Linked DNA regions of Mus musculus: region 1 is linked to region 2. Evidence: chromatin contacts called from ENCODE Hi-C or POLR2A ChIA-PET data. All regions are on one chromosome and are shown on one strand. The core of a region is the stretch at or near the end of the contact, and the rest is flanking DNA. Distances in the headings are between cores, read along the strand shown.

What was found. Hi-C counts contacts between places; a loop is a spot of excess contacts on that map. ChIA-PET counts read pairs that join two places held with the same protein, here RNA polymerase II (POLR2A).
Region 1: a loop to region 2 is called in a map of T-helper 17 cell, with 8 times the contacts of the local background. The contact joins two enhancer-like sites. A Hi-C loop is called at or near these places in 1 of 37 maps with a recorded cell type or tissue (T-helper 17 cell). POLR2A ChIA-PET finds 5 or more read pairs at or near these places in 3 of 5 experiments (Patski and embryonic stem cell).

Annotation. Positions count from the first base shown.
Region 1 is chr17:13,704,217-13,709,540 of GRCm38, reverse strand. No RefSeq gene overlaps it. Among named protein-coding and RNA genes, the nearest start is that of Gm24867, 32 kb to the right of the region's middle. Within about 2 kb of position 3,845, at least 1 of the 3 ENCODE cell types and tissues checked has a DNase peak (open chromatin) inside an H3K27ac peak, as active enhancers do.
Region 2 is chr17:13,657,721-13,663,431 of GRCm38, reverse strand. Gm41530 (a long non-coding RNA gene) reads right to left here. Exons shown (of 2, transcript XR_876607.3): 1 at 4,296-5,711. Among named protein-coding and RNA genes, the nearest start is that of Gm41530, 4.7 kb to the right of the region's middle. Within about 2 kb of position 4,156, at least 1 of the 3 ENCODE cell types and tissues checked has a DNase peak (open chromatin) inside an H3K27ac peak, as active enhancers do.

The sequences.
Region 1 (5,324 bases), core at 2,596-5,095, 46 kb before region 2:
TCTGGAATTCAAGACCTGGTCTCCGACCTCAGGTTTAGGGCCTGCCCTCTGCCCTCTGTCCATCGCAGGCTGTTTAACACTTGTAGCTTTTTTGGCTTTCTTATCTTTGGAGGCAAGCCTTTTAGGAGATAAGCTAACATTCCTACGACAGGCACTCCCTCAGCCACGACCCCAGAGGTGTCGCCATTAGCTGGTGATGTCTTTAGACAAAAATGGATCACCAAAAAGTTACCTATGACGTAACCTGATAGCTGAAATAACACCTATTTTGAAATTACTCAATAACTGAAATCTCAAACCATATGGAAGTGTCGGCATTCCAAAGTGGGGGCTATAGGCTAGGGGTGAGGGTGGAGGATGCTGAGGTTGCGAGGTTGTGGGTAGGAGCTGAGTGGCTCAGGCTTCATTAAATAAGCAAAGATGGTTCTTAGCCCTCCAACCCTGGTAGGGCGAGGCACTGGAGGAACTTCATAGCTCTTTTAAAAACAGAGTTGAAAACCACCACTGACAACAGCAGGAGGTGGCACACATCTGTAATCCCAACACTTGGGAGGCAGAGGTAGGTGGATCTTGGTGAGGTTGAGGCCAACTTGGTCTACATTGTTTGTTCCAGGACAGCAAAGAGACCCAGTCACCCTGTCTCACAACAGCAACAACATCAACAATAACAACAATAACTACAACATCAACCAACCAACCAAGCAACCAACCAAAAAACAAACAAACAAACAAAAACAAAAAACAAAAAAACCTATAACTAGTCCCCAGAAAGAGGCTTGCCTGATGCATTCCAGTTTCTTCATTCAATCATAGATGTTGAGAATTCATCCCTGAATATCTTGGTTTTGGCCCTATCCTTTCGGAGGCAGCCTAAGGATACTTTATAGCTTAGAGACTGTGGGGAATAAAGTCATATGGAAGATATGGTTGCTGTAGAAAACTTTCCTGAAGACAGAGGTCTAAGTGTGGGTGATAGGAAACTTATAGGCCTTCTGTTACTGCTCACAGGGTGTAGACAGCCTCTGGAGTTAAGAGAGCTTAGTCCAAGGAGCTCTTACACCCAGAGACAATTGTGACCTTGATGCTGTGATACTCACAACAATATTCCCACCCAGAGATGCTTCTGTCTTCAGTCCTGGAACCTGAAGTTCAAGTTCGGGTCCGTGTGACTCCATGCTGTTAATCCCCACACTCTGTGACAGGGCAGCTGAGGCATGCACGGCTAAACCTCTGTGGTGCCAGTTGCCACACTGTGAGCCCTTTCTGCTCGTAGATGGTTTTGCAGCTATGACACAGGATAGATTGCTCCTCTCTTTCCTTCGTTCTCAGCTTTTAGTCGTTTTGGTTTTCCTACATTTCTGGAAACAAAATAATATCGGCCATCAATAAGAGAAAAGGAGTCAGTAGACAGATGATGTGATGCAGTGCAAGGAATGAGTTTATGTGGCTGTTGGGGATGGGCAGTTCTACAGGGCAGGCCACCAGTCAGGATCGGCTGGACCACTGTCACAAGCTGCAACACCTGTTGATGGAGGGTTTTTACTTGGGAGCTCTCCATTCATGCCTGAGTGCCTACAAACTGATGATCCAAGCACCTCCCTGAAGATTGGTGATGATGGATGCTATTTGAAGTAGTTGCTTTCGCAGTGTTGGCTGCGTCTACAGAGTGTCTGACCAACCTAGATGACACATGAGTTAGCTCTCACAGCCTGCCCTTGGCAAGTCAGCATCAACCACAAAGCCATTCTTCTACCCACAATGGTTCTATCACTTATAACCAAACACACAGTTAACCATGCTTTCTGGGAGCACACCGAACATCGGCTGAGAGTCACTCTTCCCTTTGACAGCCTATGTGTCACAAACTGTCATGAGCAGTTGCTTGCTGTCAATTCATCTCAGGTGAGATGAAGAAAGAAGAGTGGTGTAGGTACAAACATTAAGAATAAAATCAGGAAGAAGTCCCACAATAGTTCAGTCCCACAACTACAACTGGTCTTGAGGTTCAAACCAGTATTTATAGCTACAGATTGTGAGTGGCTTGTAGCGACTGTGACCAGTCAACTTTCAAGTGTTGTAAGTTGATGATTGTTAAACGTCAAAGAAACCCAGGACAAATGGCTGAAGTACCTATTAAGATATCAAAGAGGACACTGGGGGCCAGGCTCTTTCAGCGTCTCAAGTACCTGTAATAGAGTCTTGGCTCCTCTCAGGACTTCTCACCCCTGCAGTCTGTCCTCTCTCCTCTGAACTCTGCTTCCCTTCTCCCAGCTTCTGATTCCTATATAACTCAGCCATCTTGGCCATGTGCTCTCTTGGTCTTCCTGTGCCCTCTAGCTCCTCATTCTCTTGGTTCTTCTCCCTCTCCTGGTCCCCTCTCATGTTCGCTTCCTCATATCTATAATAATAATGATAATAATAATAATAACCTCCTCAGCCATACTCCGAAAACTTCCTGTCCTCATTTTCATTCGATGGTCAGTGGAAATTGTGCTCAGGACTTTTTTCTAAGGTTGGGAATCCTTGCTATGGTATCTTCCCATCATGCTTTGCAGTGCAGGGGCCAGCCATGCATGGATACAAAGGATGAGTCAACACGTTGCTAAGCGTGGTGCTCAGTGTGTTAGGTGTATTATTATTTTATGATTATTATTGAGACAAAGTATTATGAGTGTTCTATGCCAGGAAACTTAGAAGCATTTGTGTTTTTCTCCAATGTCAGAATTTATTGAATTACAATAAATTCATGTGCTATGTTGGTTTCTGATGTTGTAATTTATAAGCTGCAATTTCCCTTGATTGCCTCTCTTGACAGTTCAAGTGGACCACACGAAGCATGGAAGCCATGCTGAGCAGACACACATCGGGTGGTCAGATAGCCCTAGGTCACCATCAGTCTGGTGCTATTTTTCTTAGTTGGGTCCAGGTGAGGGTGTCACAGCCCTTGTTGGTTTGGTGTGTTTGATAGTTTCTTGGACCTGGCTTTTCTGATATGATTTTAACATATTGTGTGTTCAAATGTTCCCACCCTAGCTATGATAAGTTTATAGGGTGGTACCCTTTTAGATGGTAGGGTTATTATTTGTCAGTCTGTGTCTCATGGTTGGTGCTAGTACACAGTGCAGAGCAAGGTTCAGAGTCATTGTGTCTGCATTTGTACCCAAAATGAAGGCAAGATCTGCTACGTGAAATGGAGTCAGCCACCTAGCTACAACTCAGCTGGAAAGCCCCTGGATAGATTATACATATGAACTAATTTAGAGCAGGGCACAGCCTGATCCCCACACATAGTAACATTAAGTAGCCCAGGGTGGCCTTAAAATCGTGATTCTCTTCCCTTAGCCTCCCAAGACACATGATTACAGATATGGACTTTCCTATCCAGCTTTGTGAATTATTCATTATTTATTTTGATGTTGGTATTGAATACAGGCAGGCCCTCATACATACTAGAGGCAAGTACCCTACCATTGAGATAAATGTATTTTTTGACTTAATCTTTTCAACTAATGATAGATTTGTTGAGGTAACACCCTCTTCCTGGTGTAAATAGAGGACACCCTCTCTTCTTCTGCAGTCTGCTGTGTTAGCTCCCTGTGCTCTCACCAGGCACCTTCCTTGGCTGTCTGTTGAACTTCTAAAGGGTCTAAGCCATTGGCCGCACCCCTGAATTAAAGTCTAGTCTTTCAGTAATCTTTAACTCAAGACCTGGCTGTGGCAAGAGTGAGAGCTTCCCGCAGGGAGCTAGCTGCTACATCCCAGGCTCCTCTTCCTGGCTGTGCTGGAAAAGCATCCCAGCCTTCCCTGGCACCATCCTCAGTATCCCTGCAGCCGGCACAGGCCCCCACCCCCATTCTTTGCCTGTTGACTCAGATGCATGAGGACCCCTGAGTGGCCAGATGACATCTTAGCTTCCAGCTGAATGAAGTCATTGTTGTCATTGCTCCCTGGTGGAAGCACTCCTCCCCATGGACCCAAGGCCTCTGTCCTAATAGAGCCAAGGTCATGGAGCTGGGAAGCAAATATTTTGTTAGTGGCTCCCTCGAGGCAATGGAGAGTGAGCCAACTCTTTCACTCTTTAGCAGCAAGACAAGGCAGTGGCCCATGTTTTCTTGCTATGGATGAAGATAAACACATTTGACCTTTTTTGTCATAAAGAAATAAATGGAATAATGAAAACATTTGGAATGTGGGCATTGCAAAGCCAAGGAGGTACCTAGAGCCTCTGGCATCTGCTCTTCTTTTTCTGCATCACCCACAACACTAGCTTTTCTGCTGCGCTCATCCCAGCAGCACACGCACGCATGGGATTGGAATCTATTCTTTTACATTTGCATTTCTCCCACATAATGCTTCATTCATTTAGTTACTAAGTTATCCACACATCCCATCATCTGCTCACTCAGCCTTCTTTCATTCATTTACTTACTTAACACGTGTTTATTGAAAAAAATTCTGAGCACTATTCTAGGTGTAGAGGGTTATCCTTGTAAACCAGGCATGTAACGATCTCTGGTGTTATTCACCTTGACACCAACAGACTTCATTAGGTGACAAGGGGTGTTGGGTGGGAGGGTTAGTGGGGGGGAGAGATGGGTGATAAATAGAATTTGAATTTCATGAAAAATGTTTTTTTTTTTTTTTTTTTTTCGAGACTGGGTTTCTCTGTGTAGCCCTGGCTGTCCTGGAACCCACTCTGTAGACCAGGCTGGCCACAAACAAAAAATGAAAATTTTAACCTCAAAAGATCAAGACAATTAATAGGCAAGGCAAGCCTGAGAGGAAAGCTATGCATGACACGTGACTGCAAGACTTGGATCCAGGCTGAGGCGCTCCAAACCAACAATCACGGGGCAAGACACCGTACAGAAACCAAGAGGATAAAAGATGCTTGGCATCGTGCATCAACACAGAGGTATCAATTAAAGCCGCGGCGAGCATCATTAGGGTGACGGTGACATTGATGAGAAGCCTGCACGGACTAAAGTCAGACATTCACTTCTCAAGGCCAAGACTGTAGCTTGGTGGTAGAGCACATACTTAGTGATAGGTTCTTTTTTTCTTTTCTTTTCTTCTTCTTTTTTTTTTTTTTTTTTAATTCTCCCTTGGTGACACAAAGGCCAGACTAGAGCAGATTAAACTTAGCTAAAGGCAGGTTTATTAGAAGGCAGCTCTTCAGTGGGTTCACAGGTAGAGGTCAGTGAAGTCACACATCCAGGGGGTTTTATAGAGCTTAGGTGAGAACTGATAACTTATCAGCGAGGAGCTGGGATTGTGCCCTTATGTGGTCAAAAACTGAGACCCTGGGTGGGCACTCTAGAATG
Region 2 (5,711 bases), core at 2,907-5,406:
TGCCTCGGGGAAGTGACCTGATGAACCTCCCTGGGAACTGGTAGATGTCTGGATCCCTGAGGAGGACCCTGGAGGCCAGTAGACATCACACCTCACCTGACTGCAAGGCAAAGGAAGTGTGAGAGACCTAGAGGTTGGGTTACTCTGTGAGGTCACTGTGTCCAGGATGACTGGGTCACCCTGATGCCTGCCTGGAGTCATTCTTGGCCTCTCCTTCTCCTTTGGTCACTTCCTGTAGGAGCGCCAGCCCATCACTGAGAATGAACACTGAGGTCCCAGGGGGTAAACTCCATCCCAGGACCCTGAGCGCTGACATTCTCCAGGGGATGGAGGGTGGTTACCTAACCTGTAGGTGTCCTGATCAGCTGAAGAGAGCTGCTGTGACCTCAGCCATGAGGACATCCTCTAGAGTTTACCAAGCTAACAGAACTCTCTCGGCCTCTGGGCTGCCCAGCATCACTTGCACACACATTTCTCACAAGAAGCCACAGAAGCAGTGAGCTGGAGCCAAGAGCCCAGGGGCTCTGAGCAATGCTGTTTGGTCCTTTAGAGTGGGATAGGCTAGCAGCACACAGGAAAAGAAGCAGACAGGGATTTGCATTTTAGGCAAATCCTGGGGGGCCTTGTCATGATGGCCTCTATGTAAAGCTTTGTGAACCTCTCCCATGATACAGGAATACTTGAGTCACTCTCTGTCAGAAAGGGTGCTCTCTGGGATTGGAGGAGTGGAGGCCTGTCCTAATGGATCCGTTGGGCTCAAGCTAGGGAGGTATCTAGACTTACATTGTCCCCAGGCAAAAGAAGCTCAGGGTGAAAAAAAATCCAGGTCTAGCAAGCACACAGGTCACTGAGGGCAAGTGACCATGTTATCCTCTCAAAGAGATAGGTTCAAGGCCAGCCTCCTTAGCCTTTGGCTCAGGGTTAACTCCATGCTCCTGGAAGTCTGAATGAGAGGCCATAGTCACATAAACCAAAATCCGATCATGCAGAGGAAGGCTGAGAACAGCAGGGTGCACTTTGTGCACGGATGGATAACACTCTTAGGCCAGCTTCCTGCTCCCACACATCCCAGTGAAGAGAGCTCATAGCTCCGATGGATCCCTGTAAGACATGCAGCCAAAGAGACACAGGACCAGATTGGCCTGGGGGTCTGCAGATGTCTCTGCTTCCTCCTGGCCTATTGAAGAGCTGGTCCTTTGGCACGGTGAGAGAGAATAGGCTTGGAGAATGACAATTCCCAGTGCCTCCTCCTCATCCTGCCTCTTCCTTACCCAATCCTTGTTATCTATCAGGGCACTGGCTTCATAGAGAAGGAAGTTCTCTGCAGATCTTCCTGTCCCACCTCAGCTACAGAGGCATCAGGATCAGGGTCCTCTGCCCGGGAAATAGTCTGTGGCTCTCCTAGGAGCCTTGGGATGTGGGGTCACTGATCTTTCCTGCTCAGGTATGAGCCTGTTCTTGATACATCCCAGCCCCCACTCTTCCAGGCCGTCTCTGTCATCTTACTATCACCAACACATTACTTTAGACATACTCTCTTAAAAACAAGCCGCTTTTGGAAGACACACCCCAGGAAAGCAGTCTGCTTTGCTTAGACAGGCCTGTGGTCCTTTCACCCATTCCGTGGGAGCTTGGGAGCGGGTGGGTGGGGCTCTGCTTGAACTGGACTTATCTAGGTTCTGCTGGGTTTGAGTCAGCTCTTGGGGAAGACTGCCATCAATATGTGTCCCTCGTCATATCCCAGGGTCCCCGAGCTGTGGTCTCCATTGCTGTTACTAGTGTGTCTGTGTTCCTGTCTACGGCTAGGGAGCTCTTGAAGGCCAGTGTTTATCTCTTCCACATGTTCCCCACTGTTGTGGTCCTGCCAACATGAGGCACCACTGCTAATGAGAGAGGAACTCAGACTGGCTGAGTCCTTCCCTGAGCCAGGCCTCTCAGTGGGATGTAAGAAACCGAGAGAGAGGCAGTTATGGCTGGACTGACCGACGTGCAATGTTCTGGGAACAGCTGAGGCTCTGAAGTAGCAAAAAAAAGTCCAGGAACATGCGAGATAAATGGGCCTCGCCAGACCCAGCTGCTGCAGGTTGGCTTCGTCTTATCACCTTTCCTTATTGACTTTGAAGCCACAAAGCTTGCTTGACCCAGAAACTCAGTGAAAGAAAATGTTATCTGCTGTTGCCTGGCACATCTTGGGGCGTGAGGTCAGAGGTGGCTCATTGTGGACAAAGCGAGCAAAGGTGACAGCACATGTGAGCAGGCGCTGCTAACCAGCGAAGCTGAGGGAAAAATTGCCTTCAAAGTAAACAGGCACTCTACTCCAACCCTCGTGGACTCCTAAGTGCCCAATGGATAAACTGAGTCCTAATGTCAATCAAACCCTTGAGTATAGACTCAAAGAGGCTCATGGGAAGGGACAAGATGCTATGAAAGAAGCCAGATGGCATTACTTCTTCCTGTGTCCCTCCCTTCTACCCTACACATCAATGAGTCCCATGAGAGATTTCCATTCATGTGCATGCTGGGTATTATTTAAATCAAAGCAAATCTCTCTGTCTCCTCAAATCTGTTATGGTGATAAGGTCCAAATTTATTTATTTATTTATTCATTCATGTGAGTACATTGTAGCTGTCTTCAGACATACCAGAATTGAGCATCTGATCCTATTATAAATGGTTGTGAGCCACCATGCAGTTGCTGGGACTTGAACTCAGAACCTCTGGAAGAGCGGTCAGTGTTCTTAACCACTGAGCCATTTCTCCAGCCCAAGATCCAGAATCTTTTACAACACACCTCTGCTACCATCAGAAACCAAGTGCCACAAGAATACTGCCATGGCGACAGGGTGGTGTCCCTGGATGCAGGATCTGTGGCTACTTCAAGGAATCCCAGAGGTTACTGGGACAATGAGTGGAAGGAAGGGCCACTTCATACAGAAGGTATGACTCCTGAGGCTAGTGGCTTGCAGATGGAGCTGCCTGGAACATGGACAGATTCTGTAGATGGTCACCTCTGATGGCCTGGGGTTTCAGGAAGGTTGGCTATGTCTTGCCACCTTCCCTTATCCACTGTGAAGCGATAAATCTTGGTGGTAAGGCAGAGCTCATGCTGGTCAGACAGAGGATGGGAGTGTGGATAGTGTGATAAAATACTATCATGTAGTGTTTGAAATATGCAGTCCTGTGCGGGAAGCATTCTCACCAGGCAACCACTATCACCAACTGCCCATCTTCAGGGATTTTCTAGTTCCCCAAAGTGAGACTGTACCCACAAAACAAAGGCTTCCCCTTCCCTGACTCCACCCACCTCCAAGCCTGGCCCCCACCATCTACTTTCTGTTTCTGGGAACTCATTTCAGAGGAGTCACGGGGAATTGTTCTGCTGTGACTTTCATTACTTCACGCCCTGTCATGTCTGCAGGACCCTGCTACGGTGGCATGCCTTGGTGCTTCCTCTGTTTGTCAGGCTGAACAAAACTCTGCTTGTATAGATATGCAGATGGAATGGGATTTTAATATCCCAACACTACCTCAAACTTTGCAAAAATATGTCCTGGCCATCTTTATTTTCTCAGCTGTCTCTAGTGATCGCTGTCTAGACATGGCAAAGCATCATGGAAGTGGTTGTGCTTTCAAGTGCCCAAGACACCCAGAAGAGGAGTTGGGGAGCATTATCCTCTGAGGGGTGTTCCTAAATGCCAGAGCACAACACATAGTGAAGGGGAATGCCTTCCTGAGTAAGCTCTGGGGGCAGGCAGGCAGACAGGAGAAAACAAAGTCTCACACCCGTGACCGGGGTCTCCCTCAGACACCAGTTCAGCTGGTATCTGTTAATTCAGTTTTAACCCTGACTTCCTAGAGGCAGCATCAGATGCTGCAGGTCGAGGGTGCAGGCTCCAAGACCATTGCCAGTTCAGGAGGCGATGGCGGTTCCCAGCTGTGACCCGTACAGATTAGTTAGCTGTAATCCAGGGCCTCACCACCTCTTCATTCAGGGTCTGTTCATTTCCTGGAGCAGCTCAGGGGACTCAGCAAGACACATGCTTTTTCAGATGGTTAAAGAGGGTACTAGAAGCACACAAGGCTGTAGAGGAGGAAGGGGTGGAGCTTCCGGAAGGGGTGGAGCTGCCACACCCACTGCCCTCCCGCTGCCTGAAACTCACTGACCTTATACTTATGGGGCGGCCTTAGAGCCTTCCCTAGAGGAAACAAGCCATAATCCCTCTTCTCAGCTTCGTTGTCCCACCCATGTAACTCTGCCGCATCCTGTAGAGCAACTCCAGTCACAGCCGTCCCACCTGTACGCAAAAAGATCCAACCTCCACTTGGGAGATTCTAGGGCCCTCAGGAGCTGTAGGTCAGGAGCAAGGACAAACGTGAGGTTTTCATGATATCGTGGAATCACGACATTGGGCGACGGATGAAAGGTGCTGTGTTGCTTCTGATTTGTGCCACGGTGTGTGCGCACCAGGGTTGTTTTTAACTCTACCCTAGAAAACAAAAGGACCAAACTGAAACCTGATAGCAATGTTCAGCAGAAAAAAGGACAGTATACCATTGTTGCTGCTCAACGGGTGGGACTCAGAGAACAATATCCTGCAGGATTCCACTACCCCCCCCCCCAACACACCCTACGGGATGTTTTCTCATGCTGAACAATTGGATCAAGTTGAAACAAACAGCATGTGGAGGTGCACAGTGAGACTTCTGGCTGAGAGCTCCATTTCCTGCCAGAGTCAGGCCACCTAGGCTCACTTCCCTGCCTTCTGTAACAAACACAGTGGTCCATAACTGAACACCTACCACAGAGGAAACTGGGCCTTCCAGACATCATCTCTGCCTTCAGACCCATCCAGGGTGCTCTGCACTGTTAGCCAGGCATCTAGCCCAACAGACCTTGTCACAGCACTAGTTGTGCTCTGGGCCCACTGAGTTCTCAGGAACCATGTTCCACTTCCCTGAAGGTTTCTGTGCCCACATGCCCCTCCCCTGCAGAAACAGGGCTCTGCCATTTCTGAATGGGGCTGGGCAGAGGACCACTGTCTCACCACTTTTGGTGAACCTGCCTTTTTTCCTCCCAGCATGGCTTTCTTTGTTTATTGTGTTGATTTTTGGAATGAAAGGATTCCCCCCCCCCCCCGCCCCCCTTTCCCTGCACACATGCAGAGAGGCTTTCTAGCTCAGTCACATCCACCAGTGTCCTCAAGGACAGTAAGGGTCTGGGTGACAGCCAGAGCTGGAACTGTCTCCCTCCAGGCTGCAGAGAGAAGACAGAAGCGGCTGGCTGAGAAGCAGGGAGCCGGGAAGAGGGAAACAGCTGCCCGCCTATCAGACCCATGATGGCTCCCTCCTCCCTGCTGAGATAATGCTTGAAGTGCATACTGATTTGAGTTGGAGGAGGTGAAGCTAAGAGGGCCTGAGCTGCAGAGGCGAGGTCACACTGACACATCTCAGAGCTGCAGCTCTCATTTAAAATTAGAGACCCAGATGCCCAGTGGATCCATGAACCTGGCAATATGGCTGCCAGAAGCCAGTCTTGTGCAGTGAATAGGTGGAGGCCCTCTACCATGGTGGAGTGTGTGTGTCAGCACTAGGGTGTGTGGCATGTCCTGAGCGTGTGAGGTACCACTGCAGCGTGGCGTGTATGAGATAGCATCATGAAAGCTGGACAGTCTTTGTTTCCGCTTTGGCCCTTAGTTCAGCAGGACTTAGCC